2 separate regions of the Mus musculus genome follow, and region 1 is linked to region 2. Evidence: chromatin loops called from intact Hi-C (ENCODE). Cell type or tissue: left cerebral cortex. All regions are shown on one strand. Links, peaks and the distances in the headings refer to the core of each region. The heading gives the core; the rest is flanking DNA.

The links. Peaks named below come from ENCODE experiments on the same cell type or tissue, not always from the same donor. Only the 100,000 strongest peaks of a DNase experiment are listed, where the experiment ranks them.
Region 1: a loop joins it to region 2, with 3 times the contacts of the local background. A loop is called at or near these places in 3 of 42 quality-filtered maps.

Annotation. Positions count from the first base shown.
Region 1 is chr7:35,648,773-35,654,150 of GRCm38, reverse strand. No RefSeq gene overlaps it. Among named protein-coding and RNA genes, the nearest start is that of Pdcd5, 4.0 kb to the right of the region's middle. In left cerebral cortex, for the core only: CTCF peaks have their summits at 2,371 (motif pointing left) and 3,252 (motif pointing left); DNase peaks (open chromatin) are centred at 2,414 and 3,223; H3K4me3 peaks cover 203 bases.
Region 2 is chr7:35,799,188-35,804,565 of GRCm38, reverse strand. Zfp507 (zinc finger protein 507) reads left to right here and starts at 1,577. Exons shown (of 7, transcript NM_177739.3): 1 at 1,577-1,732; 2 at 3,038-3,128. It overlaps E130304I02Rik (RIKEN cDNA E130304I02 gene), which reads right to left and starts at 1,974. Exons shown (of 3, transcript NR_033567.1): 1 at 1,545-1,974. In left cerebral cortex, for the core only: a CTCF peak has its summit at 2,458; DNase peaks (open chromatin) are centred at 1,555, 1,788, 2,011 and 2,413; H3K4me3 peaks cover 2,001 bases; H3K27ac peaks cover 1,113 bases.

The DNA.
Region 1 (5,378 bases), core at 316-5,315, 150 kb after region 2:
AAAAGGTAAACTGGGGACGCTGCTGCTGTGGGTGGCTGAGTGGGCTGGGGGCTGTAGAGAGGAGGGGAAAGAAGAAGAGTAAGCCAGCCAGCCCCTTGCTCATCTGGGAGGTTTCTGAGGAAGGAGACCCCTATCGATAGCCCGCCTGCCCACATCTTCCATTTTGTTTCTCCTCAGTCAGTCTCCTCCAGGGGTAGATGGGTCCGTGAGTGGAGCCTGGGAGATTTCACTAGGGAATGGGGATTGGGGGCATTTCTGGAACTATCTGCTTGTTGAGCGTCCATCTTTTCAAGAAACATAACAAGCACATCTCCCCTTCCACCGCTCTAAATGTGCTTGCTGATTGACTCATTGATGTTAATAACTTTTGATTTGGGGTGCTAACTGCAAGATAAGAGGGATGACTTTAATTCACAAAAAAATAATAGGTAAAAGCATTTGGTCCTTTTCCACCGCGTTTATCTTGATACGAGAGCTGTGCATGTATATACATATATTCATATGCGTACATTCCTGTGTGACACAGTTGCCTTAATTATGAATGAACACATAGATGTAAGAAATCTCCTCACACTGAATAGTAATTTTCTCTGATTTACAAAGTGAAATTGAGATCAATAGCTTGTATTTGTTCAATTTTTGCTTTTTTTTTTTTTTTCCAACATTGGGGAACCAAACCCAAGCCCTGCACCTGTCAGGCAAGTGCTCTCTCATCAGGCTACCTGTCTGCCCCTTGGGCTTTTGAGGGCAGGGTCTCACTATGTGGCTCAAGCTGGCCTTGGCTTACATTGTAATCTAGGCTAGCCTTGAAATTCAGGATATTCCTGCCTCCATTTCCCTCATCATTCTGGTGTAACAAGTGTGGGCATTAGACCGGTTAAATGCATTTCTAAAAATCACCTTAAATTTAAGATTTCTTTCTGGACAGATCAGAGTTATGAGATTTAAATATCATGGGGGGGGGGGGTCAAATGGAACAAGGTCAGGGCTGTGGCAGAGGAGCTGACCGAGCCTTGATGCTTAGAGCTGATTCTGAGTGCTTGTCACTTGTGCTCCCGAGGACTGAGTATGCCATCGTACACTGAGTGGATATAGAATAGCTCATTTATCCATCCATCCATCCATCCATCCATCCATCCATCTGCCCATCCATCCATTCGCCCATCCATCCATGCATGTAGTGGGTTGGTCTGATGCTGCTTGTATTTCAATACTAAATACTGGCTTCTCAACAAGTACCTGGTTGCCCCCAGCAAGCAGATCCTCACCGACATCAAGTGATGCTATGTGAACCTTGCTCCCCAATTTAACTGGTCAATAAAAGGCTAGAGCCTGTGATTGGGCAGTGGAGGGAGAGAGGTGAGACTTGAGGATCAAGTGGGGCGGCGGGGATAGGGGGAAGTTGCAGGTAGAGGGAGGAGAAGAAGAAAGAAGACAGACGGCAGCCACAGAGGGCGGCCACCATGAGAGGAGATAGACCATGAGCACGTGGCCAGGAGAAACAACATGTGACAAGCATGTTACAGCTGGAGAATAAGTAGAGCTCCAAACTGGCCCAAGTGAGGCGTATGGCTTATAAATAAAAATATCTGGCTTCTATGTCTTGTATAGGGGCTAGCTAGGATTCTAAATTCCTTCTCCACATGCATTCATTATTTTAGATTTTAAATTGAGACAGGATCTTGATATGCAGTCCAGACCTCAAACTCCTGATCCTCTTGCCCTGGACATGTAAGTGCTAGGATTACAGGCAGGCATTGCCACACCTGTCTATTTATATGTTTACATATCTATGTCTTTCTGGGTTGCCCAGCCTGGTCATATAATGTGGTCTAAACCACATAATAGAGTAAACACTAATTTTCTGTGGCTGTGCTAAACACCGTGGCCAAAAGTAATTCCAAAGGAACGGGCTTATTTAGCTTCTACTGTACAGTTAATCACTGAGAGAAGTCAGGGCAGGAACTCAAGGCAGGAACCTAGAGACAGGAACTGAAGGGCAGATGACAAAGGGACGCTACTGATTGGTTTGCTCCCAGCGGCTTGCTCAGCCTGCTTCCTTATACAGCTCAGGACCACCTGCCGAGAGGCGATGCCACACACAGTCAGCTGGGCTGTCTCATCAATCATCAATCAAGAAAGTGTCCCATAGACATGCCTACAGGACAATCTGATGAAAGCATTTTCTCAATCGAGAGACCTGCTTTCCAGGGGACAATGGCTTGTAGCAACCTTGTAAAACAAACAAACAAAACCTAACCAGAGCACTACCCATAAATGTAAAATATTATTTTTACACTGTTTTGCATGTCTTTACATTATTTTGCATATATGTACTTGAGTGTGTACATGTGCATGTGGGCGCCCCCCAGAGGACAGAGGGTGGTATTGGATGCCCCAGAACTGGAGTTTTAGAAGGTTGTGAGACTCCTGAGATCCTGAGAACCAAACCTCCGTTCGGTCTGCTACAAGAGCAGGGAGTGCTGCTAACCAGTAAACCATCTCTCTAGTCCTGTAAGCACCACTTTTATACATGTTGGGTGGAGAGCATGTGGTTGGCTTTACTGTAGTGGCCTACAAGCAAACTTGCCATGTCCCCAAACGATGGCCGTGTTGTTGAAGAAACGTTTGTCAATTGGGATCTCAGGCTCTGTCATCACTAATCAACTGCTCACACACTGAGTTTGATGTGGGACGGGAGTCCATTGCTCTGTTTGAAAGCTTATACAGCAAAAACACCAGAAGTAAAGAGGTCAGGGAAGAGCTTAACACACTGCCCTGCCAGGAAGCTTCCTAGCTACAAGAAGTCCCAACCAAGCAATCTAGCGTCCATCTACAGCTGCTGGGGTCGGAGACTGCCCAGCTGGCCCGCCTCTTGCATTCTGCCTTTGTTGGAGACTTTCATGCTGCCAGCCATGACATAACTGATCAGCGGAAACACCATAGCTAAGGCACTGCTGGCAAGCAACCATGAAGGCGTGAACCCTGAGGATGGGAGGTGAGAATCCACAACACAGCATGCAGCAAGGATAGCGCTGAAGCCCCAAATCACCCACCAAGCTGGCTGAGGCTTTCTCAGAGTGAATCCATGCCTCTGGACCCAGAATCCAGCTACAAAGACGGATGAGGGAGATTAAAGCTTTGTCTGTGAGGACATACTGTGTGGCACAAAGCAACAGTTACGGGTCTTCTCGGCTTTGTAGCGTAATGAAGAACTCAGTCTCTTTCGGTAGAGTATGGCTCCCTCTGCTGCTGACAGGAGATGGCCAGGGCTCTGCTGCAGGGGACTTGAGGACAATTAAGCAGAGAAGATGGCTTGCCCAGGGAAAAGGCTGGGAGATAAGCATGACAGAGGGACCAGTGAGTGCTGTAAGCATTGCCCCTGTGGGTGCTGGGATTACTGGCCCACTGCTGTCACATAAGCAGCAAGCAGTGACATCAGTGGCCAACACAAGGAGGCCATGAAATAGCTGTGTATCACCTGTGCTTCTACCAAATGCATCCTTCCATCTCTTCCTTCCTTCCTTCTCCTCTTCTTTCCTGTTTGCGTATGTACAAGCCTATGTGCTCTGTATGTCAATGGCCTCTGAACTGAAACACTCCCTCTGGAAGGGAAGGCTCAGGAGAGTCAGGGCATGCCTCCGCTACTTTTTGTCGGTGATAAAATACCATGCCCCAAAGCAACTTATAAAAGGAAGAGTTTATCGGGGCTTATGGTTCCAGGGGAAGAGTCCAAAATGGCATGTCAGGAGGTGGCTGGAGGAAGAAACACAACGACCGCATCTTCAGCCAGGAATGTGGAACAGAGTCCAGTCAGGAAGCAGATAAGGCTTTTAAAAGCCCACCCCTGCTGCTGATGCACTTCCTCCAGCGAGGATGAACCCCCTAAAGGTTCCATAACCTCCCCAAACTGCACTACCAGTTAGGGACCACGTGTTCAAACACACCCATCAATGGTGCACATTTCTCATTCCAACCACTACAGAAGTAAACAAATGCATCATGTCTGGGAGAATGAAAATTTGGGGGATTCTGGAGGGCTGTTCTCCAGTAAACAGCTGACAGGAGGGAGCCCCAGGGCTGCGACTTTCATGAGCCACAACTGCCCATGGTGGGATGGACTTTTCAAAAAGTCTGCTCTTTGAGTCATTCTTACTCTTAGGAGTAACCCTCACACCCACTCCTGTTGAGAACCTCAGTAAAAACCCTATGGTTCACAAATTTAGATTTTGGTTGGACTCTTATATTGGTCTGTCTTTATGGTTCCCTTTCTGGGCTGATAGACATGTGTATTGTGTCTTCCTAGGGAGCATCTGCCACACAAGACTGTACTTGTGTGTTTGGATATGTGTGCACATGGAGATCAGAGGTTAACAATTGGATGTCTTCCTCAGTCATTCTTCACTGTATTTTTTGAGACAGGGTCTTGAAATGAACCTGAAGAGCGGCACTTTGAACAGACTGTCTGGGTCTGCCTCCCCAGGGTTGGGATGCTAGGCTGTATTCAGATAGGCTTTTGAGGGGAGGAGATATTAATGCAGGTCACCACACTTAGGTGACAGGCACTTTTACTACCTAAACCATTTCCTCAGGTCCAGGTGCTTGTGTTCTGACCTAGTTAATAAACGGTGACATTTACCAAAGTAAGGAGAAGTAGAAGGGACAGCTGATGAAGAAGTCAAGGGTTAACTACGGGTATGTTGAGTTTCAGATGCTATTAGAACTATGGAGAGGTTGACACAGGCATTTGAGAAAGATTAGGAGCTGTAGCTTTGTTGGAGGAGGTGTGGCCTTGGAAGAGGTGTGGCCTTACAGGAGGTGTGGCCTTGGAGGGGTGTGGCCTTGGAGGGGTGTGGCCTTGGAGGAGGTGTGTCACTAGGGCTCTGAATTTTCAAAATAGTAGTTGTCTCAAGACGTGAGATCTTAGCTGCTGTTGCACTGTCATGCCTGCCTGCTCATTACCATACTCCCCACCATGATGGTCACGGACTCTAATTCTCTGGAACTGTGAGCTCCAAATTAAAAGCTTTCTTTTATTAATGGCCTTGGTCATGGTATTGTATCACAGTAGTAGAAAAGCAACTGTCTGGTTTAGGATTTCTATTGCTGTGAAGAGACCCCATGATCACGGCATCTCTTATAAAGGAAGGCATTTGATTGGGGCTGGCTTATAGGTTCTGAAGTTTAGTCCATCATCATCGTGGCAGGGAGCATGGTGTAGTGCAGACAGGCATGGTACAGGAGAGGTCGCTGAGAGTTCTGCATCAATAGGCGAGCAGCAGGGAAAGTAACACTATGGCGTGAGCACACTTGAAACCTCAGAGTCCCAGAAAAACACTTCCTTCCAACCGAGACACACCTACGACAAGGCACACCTC
Region 2 (5,378 bases), core at 77-5,076:
TACCTAAACCATTACTTTTTCGTATGTATTTTGACGACTCAAAACCCAACCTGCTTGAAGTGGGTTCTAAATATACCAGGAAACATCCAAAAGGTATCTCACCTAACAAGGCCAGCCTGGCGCTATCACTACGATCCTCCCTAAAGTCCTTCCTCTGGCCACGCCCACCCATTGAATCCAGACCCAAGCTCGTGGCTCTGCCATTCCTGCTAGCCCCTACCTGCCGGCTTATTCTTGGGTTGAAAGCTGGGTGAGATTGCTTCTCTCAGTTTGTATTCATGGTATTAGCACAGGACCCAACAGGGTTTGTTACAGCAGAGCAGATACTTCACGGAAACAGATCCAAACGACAAACATGACGGCTCGCTCGGAGTTATTACCGCAAGCTCACCAAGTCAGACCTTACAACTCCTGAAAAATCTTTCAAGGACCGCAAGAAGGTTCAGTTGGTAAAAGAACTTTCTATCAAAGCTGCAACCCGAGTTCAACCCTTGGGACCTACACGGGAGAAAAAGTGAACCAACTCCAGAAAATTGTCCTCTGTCTTCCACACACGAATCAATAAATGCTTTTTTAAATTTTAAACATAAAAAAAAAAAAGAAAGTATTTTTGACCCAGAGCCAGCACTGCCTCTCATCAGACATACGGTTAGGACCTCTACATTTTTCAGCATACGATGCCTGAAAAAAATAATAGCTCCAATTAGAGCCTGGTATGGTGGAGACACATCTACTCTCCCAAGCTACCCTGGAGGGCTGAGGCAGGAGGTTCACAACTTCAAATGTCTGCCTGGGCTAACTACATAAGGAATTAGAAGCCAGGATGAGTTGTTTCAGGAAACTCAATAGCTCAGTGGAAGAGCATTTATCTAGGAGGTATGTGGTTCAATGGGTAAAGGTACTCGCTGCCAAGTCTGAAGGTTTGAGTTCAATATCAGAACCCATACCATGGAAGGAAAGAACAGACTCCTGAAAATTCTCCTCTGACCACAAGTCTCCACAAATAACAATAAATAAATACGTAGATAATATTTTGTGTGTGTGAATGGCTTACTTATCTGTATACCTGAGCACCATGTGTGTGTCTGGAGTCTGTGGAGGTCAGAAGAAGGCCAGAGCTTCTGAGTCCCTGGAAGTGGAGTTACACATGGTTGTGAGCCACTGTATGAGTGCTGGAAACCAAACCTGTGTCCTCTATAAGAGCAACCACGGAGCCATCGCTCCAACCCTCGCTCCAGCCATCACTCCAGCCATCGCTCCAGCCCTCGATAAACTTTAAAAAAAAAAAAAAAAAAAAAAGTCCAGCCAGATTCACAAGCACAAGGATGTAAAGAACGATGGGGTAAATGAGGGGATGAAGAATGCCCCAGCAGGTTGAGGCCACAGTGGATATCAACTGAGTTCTAGACCAACACCAGCTCTGACAGGACCTGGATGGCCACAGCATCTGCCCAGAGCCTTAAGGCCCTTTCTGCCAGAGGGCGTGGTCTGTGGTGGCTCCACCCCACCACAGCCCCGCCCACGCCGCGCGCCTCCAGGCTCACCTGACCGGCTCGCCGCTCACGTGATCTGTCTCGGCGCCGCCATCTTGGAGCCACGGCCGAGGAAGGGGCAAAAAGGGGGAAAGAGAGGGAAAGGAGTCGGGAGCGAGGCGGACGAGGGCGAGGGTACGGTGGGGTCCCGGCCGGCCAAAGGAGGCTCGCAGGAGCAGCAGCCCGCCGCCCGACCGCAGGTACCGCGCCCCGGGCCGCCCCTCCGCTTGAGCGCCGCCGGCCATGTGCGGCCTCGCTGGTGACGCCCGCTTCCTCCTCGCCGGTGACGCCCGCGGCACTGCCACGCACCCGAGCCTGAGCTCCAGGGCCCTGTGTGTACTGTCGTCCCTCTGTCGGGCCTGTGGAGACCCCGGGCCCGCCGTGCCGCTGGGGGTGGGGGTCCCGTTGCTCCCCAGGTCCCGCTGAAGCGCCTTTGCCTTCTGGAGACGTGAAAGCGCTTAGGCCAGCCAGGATGGAGCTTAAGTTTCTTTAATCCCCCGTCCTTTAAGCACTGCGTGGTGTAGGAAATGCCAGCGCAAACGAAAAATAGCAATCGTGGCCTCCCACACGTACACATCCTCTGGGATTGACTGATCTTTCCAGAGATCGCTGAGACCATTGGTGAAAGTGCCCACCTTTCCAGACCTGGGGCATCCCGATCGTTGTTTGGAGTCCGAGGCCTGGGTGATTAATTAGGTCCAGGCAGCCACCCCCACCAAAGGTTGCTGACAGTGGACAGGAATTTGCTTTCAGTCTACATGGCCCAAGGCAATTACTGGATTTACCCCCTTTTCTGTCTGAGTTTGTACTTTCTACTCTACTGGTCTGATTCTGTGTATGGATTGCTATATTGATTAAAAAGAGAAAGTTTGACCCTTCATTCCTTTACCATGGTAACTCTGGAAACTCGGAGGATGCCCTAGCGGTGTACTAATTTTACTTAACTGTAATCGCTAAGTTACTTTCTAAGGGAACCGAATAAGCCTACTTTAAAGCAACAATAGGAAAACAGTAGCCAAAAAAAAAAAGGAGGACCAGGGCAGGAAACTGCTTTGGAGAATATATAGGTCAAGCCACGTTGTCGCATCTTTTCATGGTACTCTTCTGCCCACTGTGTTTGACTAATTTACATAATCACCCCTTAGGCTGTAATTTCGGTTAAAGTTAGAATAGCAATATGTCATTTATTATTCCATATTGGTTAGAAAATTATGTCAGTAAAAGCAGTAGTTTGCTGAGTGAATTACTTACATGGAGGGGGAGGTTTAAAATATACAATTGTTAGAAGTTTTCCAGGCTGATTTGTTTTAGCTTCTGCAAAATCCTCTACTTGTTAAGTAAATTATGTAAATTTGCCTCACACAATTACATTGCATGAACAGCTTTCCGAAATTTCTTTTCAATGTTAAGTATTGGAAGTTTCTTCACTGCCGAAATAAGTTACTGTGTTTCGCCCGCCAATGGAGAGACGTGTTTGATGGTGTTTATTTCCTTCTTGGCCACAGCTGGATTGTGAATATCGATCCAGGAGACTATCTGTTTCAGAAATTGATTGGAAAGACACTGGCTCTGCCACTAACAGCCATGTAACCTTGGGTAAGTCACTTACATCTCACTGAGATGCCTTATTTATAAACCGCCACCACTGTGACTGGACCCACAGAACTCTGAGCAAACGAAGCTGTTTGCTGCTGCCTAGCATCCATCCGGTGCTGTTACTTGATCATGCTCACCTTGAGCATGGAAAGGGAAATCGGTATACTAGGGAAAGCGTGGTTTGAGTTCTGAAGCCAGGCACTGTTTCACGTCTGTGAGCCTCAGAGGTGTTCCTTGACACTTTGTGTCCAAAGAAGGGCTTGGCCACCAGGAATTACAGGAATATTACAGGAAATGGACGCAGGCCTAATTCTGGGTTTGCAGCTCCAGGACAGGTGGTCTTCAGCGCTATGTTTGGCATGTGTGTTTCATAAATTACAATGAAGCTGAACACTACTTGATGTTAGCTACGACTGTGTTTTAATTGTAGCTGCAAAGTCAAAATATTGTCCCAGGCTAGGTGCAGGTAAGACACTCTATACTATGAAACCAGTATACTTCTGTATTTATACTCCAGTTTTTCTCTCAGTTGCTATTATTACATTGAGCTGAGAAGATTTTAAATAAATTGTAACTGACCTTTGTAAGATGTGAAGTAAAACTAGCTTTTAGGTTACTTTTAATAGGCAGTTTGTGATTCCATCTCTAAAAGTTCATCCAGCTTTCCCCTCACATTTCACACCAGAAGAAGCTAAAACAAAGAGTGACTCGCCTGGATCATGCAGCCAGGGCACTTCAGAGAACAGAGGAACCCTACCTTCTTTTGGCTAAAACAGATGTCTGAAAGAGTGTGAAATTCATTGGCCATCGCTTCTGTTGTTTTGGTGTGGGGTTTTGTTTGTTTATTTACTTAGTTGGAAAAACGAAATGCATACTCTAAAAGAAGATTTCTTTATATCGTCTTTCTCTCTTTGTATATACCCAGAAAATTAGAGCCTTTCTTCAAGCCCACATGAATCATTTCGCTCAGTTCTACATGTAGCCATACTGCTATAACTAAAAGGAACTAATTACATACACAAATACACCAAATAGCAAATTACAAGAAAATAAAGACAACTGAATTTGTTCACTTTTCTTGGGAAAGACATTAATTACAAGCTTTTCCCTGTGGATGACTGTTGTCAGGGACTCGGTATGAAAGACTGTAGAACACTGCTGGTTTAGGAGAGTACCTAATTCACTTGTTCTGACTGGGTCTTCTGATCTAGTGGTTACAAAAAAGCTATCTCCCTCGTGGCTAACATTTCTAGGCTTGTGTCTTGGTGAACCTTGCAGTGCAGTGATTTTTATCTGTTCACTACCTTAGAGAGCATGCTAATTCCTATTGTAAGATGTTCGTGTTAGAGTTTTAGAGTAGGCTTTCTCATTTCTCAACCTTTCTTGTCACTCTTAGCCTTGCATTTACAGCAGAGAAGCAAATAGCTCTCAAATCAGGATAACTGAAGGAGGTTATATTTACAAAGATAATATTACCAGGTATTGGCCTTCTATTCGCAGGCCACAGAGTGATGGTGTTAGTGGGAGAAGCAGCATCAGGAGAACAGAAGTGCCAAAGCCAGAAATAGATTTGTAGAGAGCAGCCATCCAGGAAGAACTGACCTGTTAAGAAGCAACCAATCCGGGGCTGGTGAGTTGGCTCAGTGGTTAAGAGCACCGACTGCTCTTCCGAAGGTCCTGAGTTCAAATCCCAGCATCCACATGGGGCGGGGGAAAAAAAAACTAAAGAACAAAAAGCAACCAATCCAGGGTGACCTAGAAGCAGAAACCAGGACATTGACTGCCCTGTTCCTTCTCACCTGTGTTCCTCTCCATTTGCAGTGCCCTGCCAGAGGACTAGGAAGCAGAGTCCCATAGAGAGAAGGCCACAAGGGGCCCAGAGAGCACAGGTGGTGATGTCTCCACACCCCTAGATGCTGGGGACTAAGATGGAACTTTCTGGTTTCTTTAACAGTTCGGTTACATCGAGTGATGTTTTTCTGGACGCTGTCTTGTGAGAGGGCATGTGACGTTTTACTGAACATAAACACTTGAGCGGACTCATGATATTTAGGAAGAATATAAATAGAGCCCCACAAACACTGAGAAAACGCGCTTGCATTGCAGTACCACGTACTTCTTTGCTGGTGTTCACTTTGTAGAGAGAAACACACCAAAGAACTTCTCATGGTATTCCGGCTGATTCTGGCCGCTTCTGCTAACTGGTGCCAATTTGGCTGAGCCTTGCTGTTTCTGCTGGATTGTGCCACT